Regions from separate parts of the Homo sapiens genome. Here region 1 is linked to region 2. The links are chromatin loops, found by intact Hi-C in ENCODE. Cell type or tissue: B cell. All regions are shown on one strand. Links, peaks and the distances in the headings refer to the core of each region. The heading gives the core; the rest is flanking DNA. Region 1 overlaps CHST11 (carbohydrate sulfotransferase 11). Region 2 overlaps CHST11 (carbohydrate sulfotransferase 11).

The links. Peaks named below come from ENCODE experiments on the same cell type or tissue, not always from the same donor. Only the 100,000 strongest peaks of a DNase experiment are listed, where the experiment ranks them.
Region 1: a loop joins it to region 2, with 2.9 times the contacts of the local background. A loop is called at or near these places in 7 of 110 quality-filtered maps.

What each region holds. Positions count from the first base shown.
Region 1 is chr12:104,747,807-104,756,074 of GRCh38, reverse strand. All of the region lies in intron 2 of CHST11 (carbohydrate sulfotransferase 11), which reads right to left. Among named protein-coding and RNA genes, the nearest start is that of MIR3922, 160 kb to the right of the region's middle. RefSeq lists enhancers at 4,397-4,446, 4,436-5,013. In B cell, for the core only: no CTCF peak of the experiment used is centred there; DNase peaks (open chromatin) are centred at 4,274 and 5,824.
Region 2 is chr12:104,675,278-104,683,609 of GRCh38, reverse strand. All of the region lies in intron 2 of CHST11 (carbohydrate sulfotransferase 11), which reads right to left. Among named protein-coding and RNA genes, the nearest start is that of MIR3922, 88 kb to the right of the region's middle. In B cell, for the core only: a CTCF peak has its summit at 3,338; DNase peaks (open chromatin) are centred at 509 and 3,349; H3K4me3 peaks cover 845 bases; H3K27ac peaks cover 1,830 bases.

The DNA of each region.
Region 1 (8,268 bases), core at 269-8,268, 72 kb before region 2:
TTGCTCTGGAGCTACAGATGAGGTGGTGTCTTGGTTGCCTCCTTGCCCCAGGAACCAAGCCCCCATTCATACACTGGCCTTTTGGGGTTCTCCATAGCCCAATGCCAACCTACTTTTCCAGCCTGATTCCTACTCCTCACCCTTTCATAACCGGAGGGGGGGGTCCCGAGAAACCAATGATTCACTCTTTCCTCTTTGCCGCAAGCGTTCCTTAGGCTGGGCCCATCTGGGATTCTCCCCTCTCAATCTCTGCTGGTATAAACTTGACAATTCTTTTCTTTTCTTTTTTTTTCCAGAGTCTTACTCTGTTGCCCAGGCTGGAATGCAGTGGCGCGATCTCAGCTCACTGCAACCTCCGCCTCCAGAGTTCAAGCAATTCTCCTGCCTCAGCCCCCCGAGTAGCTGGGATTACAGGCACGCATCACCATGCCCTGCTGATTTTTGTATTTTTAGTAGAGACGGGGTTTCACTACGTTGGTCAGGCTGGTCTCAAACTCCTGACCTCAGGTGATTGGCCAGCCTCAGTCTCCCAAAGTGCTGAGACTGCAGGGGTGAGCCACTGTGCCTGGCCCCAAACTTGACAATTCTTCATGGCCCCACACACTCCCCTGCCACACAAGTGGAATAACCATTCCCTCCACTGAACACCCACAACACTGAGTGTGCTTCATAGCACAACCCTCCTGTCTAGTTCATTCTTGGTTTTCTCAACTCCTGTGGCCACTCACTTCACAGGGACTCGGAGCCCCAGAGTCACCGCCTCCTCCAGGCCAGACTGTGGGTGGCTTTGAGTCCTGAGAATGCAGCTGTATCCGTGAAATCCTCCAGTCACCTGGACAGCCAAGTCAGTAGAGCCTAGGACTTGAGTGCAACCCAAGTATCTGCCCCTGCTCCTCCAACTTTGAACCTCAATCTGCACAATTTTTACTAAAAGGTGCACAGGGCCATTGGGATGGGCCTAAAGTAGGGCCACTGATGAGTTTGCTGGGGAACTGAGGGGCATCATGGTAGCCACCAGGGAGAAGCCATTGCACCCTGCATTAAGCTCCATGTCCATCTCCTCTCATGGTCCCCAGGACAAAGGATGGTGATGGTCACCATGACAACAGCAGACAGTATGACTAAGGAGCTACTCTGTAGGAGGCACCTTCACAGGTGATTTAAATACATTATGTTTAATCTTCCCAGCAACACGCTGAACTATAACATGCCATCGCCACTAAAAATTTTTATACCCAAGGGAGGAAGCAAACCAAGACAGAGTACCAACACTTTGCAAGGTCTATGTGTGAAGAGTATGGTGATTCTCTCACTGCTTTAGCCTCACAAATAACTGGTGGAAATCTGGAAAGAGTTGCTAGTATCCCCCGATGTGCATTCCCCTTTGCAGTCTGACACTGACACTCCTCCCATCAAGAAGCAGAGACTCTATTTCTCCAGTTCTTTGAATGGGGGCTGGCTGTGACTTGCTCTGATGAGTAGAATGAGGTAGAAGCAACGATGAACACGTTCTGAAGCCTATTAGGAAGCCCTGCAGTTCCTAGCCTTCACGCTGTTGGAACGCTGCCCTGAGACAGTCATGCTATGGAAAGACCTGTCCAGCCTCCTGGAGGATGAAGACTGGGGCACTGCAGACCAGCACCAACTGCCAGCCATCCACGGACCACAGTGATGTGAATGATCCCAGGTGAGACCAGCAGACCTGCCCGATTACCTACCCACAGAGCTGTGGCAGGTGACATATCAGTGCTGTGTTAAGCCACTAAGTTTTGGGGTGATTTGTTGCCCAGCAATAAATAACTGCAACAGGAGAGCTGAAAAACAGGAGAGCTGAGGGTCCTAGCCGGGATACGATGCTGAGACCCTCAGCCAGATTCCAGAGAAGCAAGGGCACCATATATATATTTTCGGGTTCCACTTGGTAAAACCAGCTTGGCCTGGAGTTTCCCAGCTTGGAAATAACTGGCAAATTACCGACCTCTGGTTATTCACAGACCAAATGCCACCACTCAACAAATTTATCCCCACTATAAAGGGCAGAGCAATAATCTATATGTGCAAAGAGGCCTGGGCTACTGAACCACGGATCCAGTTTGCATGTTATTATGACCCAAATATGGGGCCTGGGCCTTTCTTGGCCTTTGTTTCCTTGCCTATGCAAAGGAGATCCTCACTCCGATGCCTTGTTAGGCTGGTGTGAGGACTATAAGGTGTGTACTCCGTGGCCTGAACACAGTAGATACGCAATCAGTATTATTTCTTCCTTTCCTCCCTCTCTAGGCTGCCCCTGCCTTGCCTGTAGAAAGAGGCAGTTAGATTAGCTGACTGCCGGGGTCTTGGCCACCTTTAATGTTGGGTAGAGCCCAGTTTCTTCCAGGGTAGCCAACTGGTGGCCATGTATTCTTTTCTGGGTCCCACAGAGAATCTTCCAGAATATTCTTCCTTAGTGCCTGGGTATTGTTTTGTCTTGCTGAGATTTTGCCACAAAGGCTCAATGCCCAGTGGTCATGGGTCCCCATCAATCCAAATCTCCAGTGATGCTATTTTTTAGTTCTCCAAGTATAAGTGACACTAGGCATATGCCAAGAAATATCAAAAGCAAGCTGCAGAATTTTCTAATTTTCCCTCCTGCACAGTATATATCAGGATGATGATGACACCTAACACTGACTGGGTGAGTGCTCGTTGTGAGCCAGGTAATGCTCTTCATGCTTCACACTGACTAACTTCTTTAATGCAATCAGTAATAACGGAGATTATTAGGATCTCCATTTTACAGCTGAGGATCCGTCAGACGCACCAACACATGAATGAGAACGTGGAAAACGATTTGTGGAGCACTCCTTGTTCACTACCTTGAGGAGATTCTCCCAACATTTGTAAAGCTGTGGTGGTCTCGGCATTGCCTTCTGTCAACGAGGAAACAGGCTGAGACAGGCAAAGTGACTGCCCAAGGTGCCTCCTTCTAAGAGAAGCAGAACTGTGACTTGAGCCAGAGTGTGTGACTCAGATCTATGCTTGTCACACCATTCTGGCATGAAGTGTCTGCCTTATCAAATAGAGGTACCACAGAGCAGGAACTTTGTCTTTCCATAGCGATATCCCCGGTGCTTGCAAAAGTGCCAGCCCCATAGGAGATGCTCCATAAGTGTTGGTTGAGTGAATGAATGAATGAATGGCTTAATAATCTCTGTAGGGATACTTGATCTGTAAGCAGGAAGACCCCTCTAGTTAAAGAAATTTCTAGGCCAGGCGTGGTGGCTCAGGCCTGTAATCCCAGCACTTTGGGAGGCAGCAGCGGGCTAATTACTTGAGGTCAGGAGTGTGAGACCACCCTGGCCAACATGGCGAAACCCCATTTGTACTAAAAATACAAAAAATTAGCTGGGCGTGGTGGCGGGTGCCTGTGATCCCAGCTACTCGGGAGGCTGAGGCAGGAGAATTGCTAGAACTCAGGAGGCGGAGGTTGCAATGAGCCGCGATCGCGGCACTGCACTCCAGCCTGGGCGACAGAGTGAGACTCTGTCTCAAAAATACATAAATAAATAAATAAATAAATAAATAAATAAGTAAATAAATTTCCCAATTGTTTGTTGATTATCATAAAGTTCTTTCATAGAGCTGTACTGTGACAAATAATGTCCCTCCCAAATTCATGTCCACCCAGAACCTCAGAATGTGATTTGATATGGAAATAGGGTTTTTGCAGGTGTAATTAGTTAAGATGAGATGATACTGGATTAGGGTGGGCCCTGACCCAATGGGTGGTGTCCTTATAAGAAGAGAAAGCAGAGACACAGAGACACGCAGGGAGAATGCCACGTGAGGACAGAGTCGGAGACTGCAATGATGTGTCTCCAGGCCAAAAAATGCCAAGGACTGCCGGCCACCACCAGCAGCTGGGAAGAGGCAAGGAAGGATCCATTCCTCTGGAGCCTTCAGAGAGAGCATGCCCTGCCAACAGCTTGATTTCAGACTTCTGGCTTCCAGGACTGTGAGAGAATACATTTCCTTAGTTTTAAGCCACTCAGTTTGTGGTAATTTGTTATGATGGCCTCAGGAACCTAAAAGAGGAGGTCAATCATTCAAGTGATAACTTTGAGCAAGTTGGTACTAAACTATAAGTTTAAAGAGAAGATAACATCATATAAGAGGCTATTTTATATAGAAGAATAAGGACAGTGTATTAGGGTACTTGTAAAGTACAGTGAAGATAAGATTTGAAATAAGAAGGTCTGGGCTTGATCCTGGGCAAGAGCCTTACCCTTCTGAGTCTCAGTTCCTCTATTTGCAAAATGGGGATAGTACCACCTACCCCGCAGGGGTGGTGACTACAGCAAATAAGGTACATTTCAGCATTCAGTAAATAAGATCAACTCTAGTACAGGATTTGGACAAGGTATGGCACAAAACAGGTAGTTAATACGTAGGCATTCTTTTATCAAAGAAGAAAAAAGAAATCTGAAAAAGAACGCCTGGATAGGAATCTCAAAGACAAATTTCACCAGCTCTGTAATTTTGTTGCAGGTCAGCCCTAGGTCACTGGATTCAATTAATAATTATTTTGAATAGGAAAACTCTGACCTTTGCAATTCATGACTTCTTAGCCGATGTATTCATCACCCTAAGAGAAGCATTCATGGGCCTCTTGGGCTATTGAACAATGCCATTAAACAAAACCAAACCTGTGTTTAAAGGAAATGAAAGGACTAGGAAGGAAACAGGGCCCATCAATTCTGCCATTTGAATCACTAAGGACAATTCTGAAGGCAATAAGTTACTAAGATGAGCAGAGAAATAAGGGGATCTCCCCCTCATCACCCTCCCAACCTCTTTTGAGCTGGAGACAATTTTCTGGCCACCTGAATCCCCAGGGAGGTAGCATGCCAGTTAATACTGCATTCAGGACCACAAAGGCAGGAAAAATGGAAATGACACCAGCATATCATTTTACATTCAGTTGCAGAGGCGGAAAATAACTCAGTGGGGCTTTTAAACCTGGTATTTGAGGTTTCTTTCCCCTCCATTTCCTTCTTCTCCACAGCAGTTTAAGGGGCAAATGGTGCACCTGCCACAACAAGGCACACACAGTTTCCCCTCAGGAAGACTCTGGGGTAGGGGTCAAGAGAATGCTTCTCAAATCCAAGAGAGAAATTCACCTGGGCCTCTACTATTAATGTTTTTAAAAATACATTTTAATTGGTTTTTATAATTTTTTAATTTTAAAATAATTTCAGGTGACAGTAAGCACCTTGTCTCAAAAAATAAAAATATTTTCAGACTAGTGTTGATTTAAATTATTAAAAATAAAATGGTACTAAAATGTGCACAAGCCAGGCACGGTGGCTCACATCTGTAATCCCAACATTTAGGGAGGCTGAGGCGAGTGGATCACCTGAGGTCAGGAGTTCGAGACCAGCCTGGCCAACATGGTGAAACCCTGTCTCTACTAAAAATGCAAAAATTAGCCGGGCATGGTGGCAGACACCTGTACTCCCAGCTACTGGGGAGGCTGAGGCAGGGGAAAATCACTTGAACCCGGGAGGCAGAGGTTGCAGTGAGCCAAGATTGCACCATTGCACTCCGGCCTGGGTGACAGAGCGAGACTCAGTCTCAACAAAAAAAAAAAAAAAAAAAAAAAAAAAAGTGCAGAAATATAAAACCAGGTACACAACTACAAGTTCAAAACAAACATAAACATTCAAATGCACAACATTAACATGAGGGGTGATGTTTTACTGGAACTAAAGCCCTGCCTGAAACCACGCAGATGCTTGCTCACTGCTGTGGGTCAGGGTGTTTGGAGTAGAGCTTCCCTTTCTGTGCTGCATGAGGACTCGGTTTCCTTACCACTTCCTCATTCCTAGTTACTGTGAAACTCGGCACGCTGGAATCTCATTTGACCTTTACTTGGTAAAAGCTCATCATGTATATATTTTCCTTTTCTGCTCATTTCCAATTAGCCCAAGACAATAAAAATGGAGCTACACGGAACCACCAAGAACATCAATGAACACAGGCACCACGACTTCATATGGCAGAACTAGGTTATCCGGGGCAGACCTGATGATCCAGAAATGGATAATCATTTTTCAAAAGATTATCACCAAAATAAAAACACTCAATCAATAAAGTTCTTCTATGGAACTCTAGACTCCTGGGGGTTCTATCTGTGGACTTCTTGAACCTTGGTTTATGAAACCTGGAGTAAGGACAGCCCTGGACAGGCCAGACGGAAGAGAGGAATTCTTTGCCACCATGTCAAAATGGGGCAGGAGAGATTTCTGATGACAGCCTGGCTCCACCAGGGCTCAGAAGAGCTTTTGTAACTGTCATAACCCCTCAGCAACTAACACGTTCCCTGAGCACAGTTCCGGAACTACTGATGGGACCAACAGCTCTGGGGACATCAGGAAGACAAGAGAGTGAAGAAGACTCACTCATTAATGAAGAAAAACCCGTTCCCTCATAGTAAAAGAGAATGCCCAAATTTTCCAACCAAGTTTGATCAATTTTACAAAGAAAGGACTTGTTGATCTGACAATTATCTGAGCTGTGAGATCAATGTCTTTCTTCTTACATTCCCTTTCTCTCCCCTCTTCTTGTTTGCTTTCTCAAAAGGTTTTGAAGAGACCATAACAAAGGACATATGTGCAGTATGAAATAAAAATAGAAAAAAAATATTCTATGAGGGCTGGGATTTAGAATCTCAATTGGCTGTGGGCTTCCTAGCAGCAAGGACAAAAGGGGAAATATGATTAAATCTTCTTGCTCTAGTTATCAGAAAAGAGAAACATTCCAGTTGTTTGGAGAGGAACATGCACAAGATTTCAAAGGACTCGGAAAATTCAGTGCAGGAGGGAGATTCTTGGATTCAGTTTGCCTGTGTTGGGGTATTTGGAGGGTTGCTTTCTTCAGCTGACTGAATAATGCCACGATTCACTTCCACCTAAGGTCAACAGAAAGCTTCCTCATGTATGGAACACTTTCACACATACCACATCCCATTTAAGGAACCCGTTGGGACTCTTCCAGAGGCTGCAGAGCCTACTAAAAGAAAGTTTATATTTAGCCGACCAGTCCCTACTCCAACCATGCGTCATTCTCTCCTGGGCTGGCTACCCCTGAGTACTAATCATACTTCATGCCAGTGGTTCTCAAACTTGAGCCTACATGAACGTTATTACCTGGAGGGCTTGTGAGAACACAGCTTGCTGGGTTCTCCTCCCAGAATTTCTGACTCAGCAGGTCTGACAGGCCTGAGAACCTGCATTTCTAGCAAGCCCCCAAAGTGTTTGGGCCGCCATAATAAATACCACAGACCAGGTGGCTTAAACGACAGAGATTTATTTTTTCACAGTTCTGGAGGCTGGGATTTAAAGACTAAGGTGCCGGGTGGGGCTGGTGTTCCCTGAGGCTTCTCTCTTTGGCCTGTAGATGTGCCTTGCTTGCTGCCTTCTCACACGGCCATCTCTCCCCCGACTCCACTCCCCAGGTGTCTCTTCCTCTTAATCTCCCCCCTCCCCCCTCCAGCCCCCACCGGGCATGCGCTCCAGGTGTCTCTGCCTCTAATAAGGACACCAGTCAGACTGGATCAGGGCCCCACTCAAAAGTCCTCATTTTCCCTCAATCCCCCATTTAACAGTCCTTTCTCCAAATACAGTCACCTCTGGAAGTCCTGGGTGTTGAGAATTCAACGTATGAATTTGGGAGGGACACAATTCGACCCCTATAACACCAGGAGATGCTGATGCCGCTGGACTAGGAACCAAACTTTGAGAACCACAGCTTTATACTATTTGGAAATGACTGTAATCTAATGTCTTTCACCAATTCACAGCTATACTTAATTACAAAACACAGAACCCAGGTTCGCCATCTGCTGCCGACAGACTCCTAGATCCACCCCCAGCCCCAGCCTCCAACTCCCTTCATCTCGCTTTGATCTCTCAAAAGTATAAATTAGGTCAGAGGAGGGCTGATTCTAGGAAACCGTGAACATGGCTCCGGGCTCTGGGCTGTGTCCTGCATTCTCGTTTAGATGTCTATTTTTAATTTGGACATTTATAAAAGGCAACCATAATTAGTTTAAGTAACAAATTTAGGGACTGTTTGAAAAAGTCTTTAAAATTTTACTACGTTTCATCTTAAAAGGAAGAGCTGGTTTCCCTTAAATTAAAACATTACTGCAGCGTTTGCAATTTCCCTCAGACACAAGAACCCAAACAGGAGGAAGAGAGGTCGCCCCCTTTGACTGTCTCGGGGTGG
Region 2 (8,332 bases), core at 51-8,050:
CTGGGGTGGCTGAAAGGGGAATCTCATATCTTACTATTTCCTGGGAAAATCTATCCATATTTCTGAATACCATATTTCAACCCCACAAAGTTGCTCCCAACCACTACAGGAAAATTGTTCAGTGTAGCCACAGCTGGATTTAGACCTTTAGAGGTCTGAAACCCTAACAAAACCATAGGGCCACCTCCAAAATGTGATTCGAAGTGAAAATAAGGTGAAACCATAAAGTAAGTATAAGCCCGGCCTCATTTCTTACTGGTCCTATGATGACTACATTGATGATTTTTATAAATATAAATGATTTCTCTTTCCCTCTCTCTCTGTTTTGGGGTGGGGAGCTAGCATGTGTCCAGCTTTGCTGAAGCCTCTGCCTTAGTTTTGTCTGACTGCTGGGTTGTCTCGCACTGAGCAGGTGGATACTGGGCCTGAAAGTGTCAAACCCTGCTCATTGGTGACATTCTCCCCCTGCCCAATCATACTCCATTCCACCTCCTGCTCAAGACCCCGCCCCCTTTTGCCATTTCAACACTTTCTTCCTTCCTGCAAAGGTTAGTTTCCCTTTTGAGGTTTGTACATCTTTTAAAGTGGCTTCACTTTTGTCTTTGAATGCATAACACTCCCGTGAAGATAAGTACAGTTTACCCCTATTAGACAAGTCTGGAGAAGAAGGACAGAGAGTCAGGTGGGGCTGGACACAGGGTTGGTACTTGGTGATCGGTGGCTACGGTTACGGTAGCTGGCTCATTAAGGCCAGGAGCAGTGTTGAAATCTGGAACCTGATTCTCAGTGCTTTCTGCCGGGCTATGCTGCTGTCACTGGGATTGAACATCGGTTGCCATGGGGCAGAATTTATTTCCCAATGAGGTGGCTTCACAGGAGAAACACATCATACAGGTGAAATCCTAATGCCATATGGAGGATACCATTGCTATCTCTAGTCTGTCTCAGATTCTCCCAATGTCAGTTTGGTGAAAAACAAGACCATAAACACCAGAGAGATGAAATCTTTCACTACCAAGATCCAGGCCAAGACATTACAGGTGTTACCAAAACTGGGGTAACCAGGAGTCAACTGATATCAATGATCCACTTGTGTCCGATGGCCAGGGAGGGTTTGCTTGTCACCAAGGACACAACTAAAATACAACCATAACAAATGCTGCTGCTGTTTCTTCAGGCAGGTCAAAGCTTATAGAATATTACTGATCTTTTCTTTTGTGTGCTGCTGCCTCTACTCAGTTTGTGGCGGTTGGCCAGACAGATGAACACTTTTATTCCTCAACGGCATGCTCAGATGCAACCTCCTTTAGAAAACTTTCCTGATACTCTTGTTCCCTCACTTTGTCCCTCCCTGATGGAATTTGCTGTTCCCAGTGCTGTACAACATATATACTTCCAGTAGAGCCCAATCCCACATTATATTATTTCGGCATTTGTCAAAATATTATGCCAGTGTCTTTTTTAAAAAACCAAAACAGGCCAGGCGCGGTGGCTCACGCCTGTAATCCCAGCACTTTGGGAGGCCGAGGCAGGTGGAACACGAGGTCAGGAGATCGAGACCATCTTGGCTAAAACGGTGAAACCCCGTCTCTACTAAAGATACAAAAAAAAATTAGCCGGGTGTGGTGGCGGGTGCCTGTAGTCCCATCTACTCGGGAGGCTGAGGCAGGAGAATGGCGTGAACCTGGGAGGCAGAGCTCGCAGGGAGCCGAGATCGCACCACTGCACTCCAGCCTGGGCGACAGAGCGAGACTCCATCTCAAAAAAAAAAAAAAAAAAAAAAAGCAAAACAGACAAAAAGAAAAAAGAGGTATATGAGTGTTTCTAGACCTATCAGACTGAAAAACAGACTTCAATTGTCTCCCAAGTAGCAACTGGGACTACGGGTGCATGCTACCACACCTGGCTAATTTTATTTTTTTCTGTAGAGAAGGGGTTTTGCCATGTTGCCCAGGCTTAGCATGTCATTTTAAACTTTGTATTATTTCTGAAAGTAATGAAACTATATCTCTTTTTTAAAAAGCAGCTTGAGATATAATTTATGTACCATAAAATTCATCCATTTAAAATGCACGATTTAGTGGTTTTTCATGTATTTACAGAGTTGTGCAATCATCGCTGTAACCTAATTTTAGAATATATTTATCACCCCCAAAAGATTCTGTCTATGCCCTTTCTAAGCCCTATGCAACCACTAATCTAGTTTCTGTCTCTATAGATTTATCCATTCTGGAACTTTCACATTAATAGAATCATATCATATGCGGTCTTTTGTGAGTAATTTCTTTCACTTAGCATAATGTTTTTGAGGTTCATCCATGTAGCATGTATCAGTACTGCATTCCTTTTTATTGATGATCTATTTCTATGTATCCTATCATTTAGATGGTAATGCATGAAGTTACTCATTACAAAGTCATTAGACAGCCCAGCTGTACTCACTGCCACCCAGTGATGTGTTACTAGAGAAGTGTTGTACCTTTCCTTCCAGGTACTCCACAACAGGCTGGTAAGAGACTGCAAGAAGAGAGAACCTTTAAACTGATCAAGCACTTGCCTTGCACTAGATGTCTTCATTTATTATCTCAATTCATCCTCACAACAACCCTTTGAAGTAGATATTATTATCCCCAGTGTTATTGAGGTCCAGAGACTTTAAGAGACTTGTCCAAGACCACACAGCCATTAAGTGGCAAGACTGAGATTCAAACCTAAGATCTGTCTGCCCCTAACATCTATGCCTTCTTCACCTGAACCCTTCACTCACAGCAGGAACAGGGGGGCGGGGCACTCAAAGATGTGGGCCCAGCTAGTCAAGCTTTGCTTGCACGTGAGAACCCGGGGGAGTGTGGTATAAGTTAAAAGTCAGGGTGACCTGATGATTTCAAACGTGGTTTGGGTGGGCACATACCAGAGGAGGAGGGATTGAGAGGAACTGACTTTACTGAGTGCACAGCATTTCCTTCCCACATGGAGCAGGTGCAGGAGCTGAATCACTGACCCAATAAGCAGAAATAAACCCTCGAATGACAGGACACCAGTGGGAGGCTCCACACTTCTGCACTTCTGCCCAGTAGGCAAAAGCAATGGTGCTTCCTAGCAGAACATCCTTACTTCTGTGGTCTGACCAGGCCCCGCAGATTGGCCCCTGTGTGCCTGCCTGGCCACATGTCCGTCCCCATCCCCACATTCATCAGGGTTTCCTTGCACAGCCTTTGTGTTTGCTTCTTCCAGCCACCAGGCTTGCATCTGCTGTGGTGCCCTTGCACTTGCTCTTCTCTCTGCCTCAGTATGTCCCTGAGATGTCCCCATGGCATTTGCATGTCACTCCAGTGTTGAGAGGCAAGAGCGTGGCTTAAGAGCAACACCCACTGGCTCACTCATGCTATTACTACCTTGTATCTTCTTATATATCTATTTGCTATCACCTGCGTCCTCTCAACCAGAAAGTATGCCCCTTGAGAACAAGGATTACACAGCCTTATGCACTGCTGTATCCCTGGGGCCTAGCCCAAAACCCCTGCACACAGCAGGAGTCCAGTTGATGCTTGGTGAGTCGATGAATGCTCAGAGGTTCAAGTCACTCTAAAGAAAGCAGACCAGTTGGTGGGGCTTTGCAAATTATAAGGTGGTCCAGCAGATAACCCTGATTCCTGGGGCAGTAAAAAAACAAACCAACAACAAAAACAAACCAGAGGGGTTTTGTTGTGGGGAGGCCTCTTCCTCTGGACAGTCAGGGCCGCCACCCTTTGACAAGAGTCAGAGATGCTGTGAGGAGCCTGCCATGATTCTGGCAGCCCTGTGGGGAGCTAATTAGGATTTTCCATGGGGCGGGGCTCCATTGCGTCTTTCTCTGTGCTCTACCATGAATTACACATGGCAGTTTCCAAAAGGGAAAGAAAGATGCCTGCTCTCTGCAGGGCAGGTGATAGTGCTGGCTGTCCCTGCAGCTGGGGCTCGGCGGCCCCAGTATGTTCAGGCCACAAATCCCACTCAAAATCCACACAGGCCTGGCCCCCCTCACCAGCTGCTGGGGTCTCATCAGCAAATGACTTCGCATGAGGGCTCTCTCCATTCCCAACTCTTCCTTCTCAAACCACACACGGGGCGGAGGTCAAAGAAGAAGATCTGACTCCAGAGTTCTGCTCAAGGGAGACTGCGGCTCAGGGGGATATGGAGCAGGACGCGGAGGCTCCGGGGCCTGAATTGGTTCCAGGCCTCGGTGGGTACCCTCCCAACGGGTTTACAGACAAACGTATATGCCCTCGGTCTCCCTTCGCCTCTCTCCTGGCCGGTGGGGGCTGTAAACTGTGGAGAAGGCATTTGGGGTCCTGAAGTCCTCACTGCTAAATTCTACTTCCCTCAGATAGCACTGGCTTCTGGAAATGGAACTTTCTGGGTTGGAATCTTGACTTGATCATTTACTAGCCAGGTGACCTTGGACTGAATCTCTCTAAATTCCAGTTTCCTCATCTGAGTACTACGAAGATAGGAACATCCACCCTCACAGGTCGGTTGGTGGCCTTTCCTCCTCCTTCATTCAGCTAATGTCTACTGAGTACCAACGACATCATGGGTGCCCTCTTACGAGCTGGTTTTGTCTGGAGAATCTCAGGAGAGATAAAAATAGCGGCGAGACTGTGTGAGCTAGAGCGGGAGAAATTAAAATAACCCTAAGACTGTGTGAGCTAGAGTACGTGACTTTACCTCTCAGTCTGTTTCACAAACTGAATGAAATGGGGTCAATGCCACACTCCTGAGGACTGTTTTGAGTATTTAATTCCAAACGTAACCGAGAGCCTGACGCACAGTAGATGCTCAATTAATGCTCATTGTCACTCTCTGAAAATATAAAATGTGGTTTTTATCTCCCCCACCGTGAAGAAAAATAAAAACCTTGTCCTTTCATTCCTTGGCAGCCTTAACAAGCATGAAGAAATAGGGTGTTTTGTTATGCAGAATTACTGTAGCAACGGATAACTGATACAATTGCTGAATCAATTCAGTAATACCTCCAGTATACCTGAATAGTCTAATTCATTTGATGTTTTTCATTTATTAAACTATGCCTCCATTTCCTCATCTGTAAAATGGATTAGTTGAGAAGACTAAATGAATTAAATCATGCAAAACATTTAGAACAGGATGTGGCCCATAATAAGCGCAGCATGTTAGCAAGTATTTTCATAAATGCCCTTCATTTGTTAGGCAATGTCTCACTCTGGGGTTATGGCAGTCAATAAGAGCCAATGTCCCTGTTCCCCTAGAAGTTCCATTCCAGAGGTGGTGAGAGAGACACCAGACAAATAAGGTGTTTTCTTTCAGTGAATGGAAATGTTGGGGAAGGATATACCTTTCTAGGCAAACCTTTACAATATGTTATTAGAACATTTTTCTTTCTCCATTGGGCCCTAAGATAGGCCAATAGAGATATCCAGCAATAAAAGTTAAATGTAAGGTTAAATTCTAGAGGTGATGAGAGAGACACCAGACAAATTAATGAGCAAGATCACTTCTGATGGTGACAAGTGCTATGAAGACAATAAAACAAGGCAATGCAAGAAGCAGTGCCTGGAAGGTTGGAGAAGGCCTCTCAAAGGAGGTGATATTTCATCTGAGACTTGATGAGAAGGCACCAACCACAGAAAGATCTCAGGGAAGTATGTTCCAGGAGTGGGAACAGCAAATATGCAAGTCCTTTGGTGGAACCTGTTTGACATGTTTGAGGAATGTGGGCCAAGAGGCTGGAACAGCAACTGAGGGACAGGGTGATATGAGGTGGGGCTGGAAGGCAAGCAGGGCCCCTTGGAAACAGAATCATCTAGCCCTCTGCCATTGAATCTCTAACCGCCCGTCTTGGCAACATGGTACCCAAGGAGGAGGGGAAGCTGTGCGCAGCTATGCGCCACATTTGAACTTCCGTGAATCTGCAAATGGACCAAATTTCCCTACCTCTCTCTCTCTGCTCTATTCCCCCCAAATTCCTAGTGGTTTCTCCCACTTTCAAATGGACACCCTGAAGGAGAAACATCACATGACCTGTGAAAGGCTGATCAAACAGAGTTGCTATTTAGGCTCTAGGCTCCAATAGGGGCTATAAATATCTTGGGCCTCTTTTAATATAAATGCTGTCACAAAAGACTGCCTTGATCTGCAGCATTCACAAGAAAATACTGTTTGACAAGCTAATCTCCACTCACCTTCCCCTTCTGTTCCTCGCCCATCCTCTGGTCAGCTGAATAACCCTTTTGTTCCTAACTGAGTCCAGTTCTAGCTAGTTAGAACCAGGTTTTGTTGTTTTTCTGCTTTTTGGAGGCCATGGGGACCCCTCGACCTGCATGCTAAGACTTTTGTTCCCTCTGACCAGGCCAAGACACTGGGCTCTGTTTGTTATTACAGGAACATTAAAAATAATTGAAAAGTAATCATTGCGAGAATAATGGCTCCCATTTTTGAGAGCCAATTAGGACCAGGCACTTTCCACACATTACTTCATTTTGTGCTCTCAACAGTCACGCAAAACTGGTACTGAAAACTCTATTCTTCAGATGAGGAAAGGAGGAAATGGGGCAGGGTCGGGAGAAGGTTGGAGAAGGGCGAAGAAATGAAATGTCTGCTTAGCCTAGGCTCACAGGCTAGTAAGGGCAGGGGCTGGGATGGGGCCCACACCACACAGCCCCTATAGAAACAAGAATGTGCCAGCACCCTGGCACGATGAGAATGGCCATCTGTGCTAGGCAGAATGACACGCCCAAAAGGCCGCATCCTAATCCCTGGAACCTGTGAATGTGACCTTCCATGGCAAAAGGAGAATTTGCAGCTGCGGTAGAGTGAAGGGTCTTGAGGTGGGAAGGTTATCCTGGATTTCCCAAGTGAGCTGCAGCTTCCTTAGGAAAGGAGGCAGGGAGGCCGGGTGCAGTGGCTCATGCCTGTAATCCCAACACTTTGGGAGGCCGATCACAAGGTCAGGAGATCGAGACCATCCTGGCCAACATGGGGAAACCCCATCTCTACTAAAAATACAAAAATTAGCCAGGCGTGGTGGCACATGTCTGCAGTCCCGGCTACTTGGGAGGCTGGGGCAGAATAATCCCTTGAACCCGGGAGGCGGAGGTTGCAGTGAGCCGAGATTGCGCCACTGCACTCCAGCCTGGTGACAGAGCGAGACTCTGTCTCAAAAGAAAAGGAGGCAGTGACTCGGAGTCAGAAAAGATGTGACAATGGAAGCAGAGTTGAGGAGATGCGGCCATGAGCCAAAAAATTCAGAAGGCATCTAATAGCTAAAAAAGGCAAGGGACAGATTCTCCACTGGAACCTCTGGAAGGAACTCATTTCTGCGGACACCTTGATTCTTGCCCCAGGAGACCCATTTCAGACTCCTGACCTCCAGAACAGTAAAATAACACATTTATATTGTTTCAGCCTCTACTTTGTAGCATTTTGTTACAGCAGCAATTGGAAACCAATACGGTGCCCTAACTGCAGGCTGATCTCTTGCTCAAATGAGATACATGACTCAAAAATCAAAACAATATAAAAAGATGATCATTGAACAGGTCTTTCCTATGCAGACAGAATTATAGGAGTTGACCAGTCGAGGCATGCGGGGATGTAGCTTGTGAACCTTGGCTCTGGAGTCAGACCTGGATTTTAGCCTACACCTCCTGACCACAGCACACGTGACCCTGAGTAAGCCCCCACCTTCTCCGAGCACAAATTCCTCATCCACAAAACAGGGGTGTACCTCTGTCAGAGTCCTTGAAGGAATCAACAGCAATTAATGGAACTGAGTGCTTACAGCCTGACAGCATGCTGTGGACTTTTTGCATGTATGTATCATCTAAGCCTCAAAACAACCCTGTAAGAATGGCAATGTTATTAATCCCATTCCACAGGAGAGGAAACTGAGGCACAGGGAAGTAATTTGCTTAAGTACGTGGTTTAGGACCAGGAATCTGACTCCAGAGTGAGTGGTTCTTCAACCCCTGGATTGAATAAAGTCCAAACAAAGCACTTGGCACTGAGTAAGCACTCGGCTCATAACAGCGGTTGTTAGTTCGGTTCATTCATTCATTCATTTATTTCTTATGGCCTCAGTTAATTGGATCCTGTGAACAGGAGATAGTAATACACCCTACTCACATTACATAGCTAAGAGAAAATAAGAAAAATGAATATTGGAAAGTTATGAGTCTGTATCACCCAGGGGGAAAAAGGCAAATCTACGGTTGAAGCAATTCCATACCATTCTTACTTGTAGAGAGGGCACATGAGTGTATTCGATGCTGCCATCAAGACGTGAGCATAACAGAAGCTGAAGTAATTTCTGTCA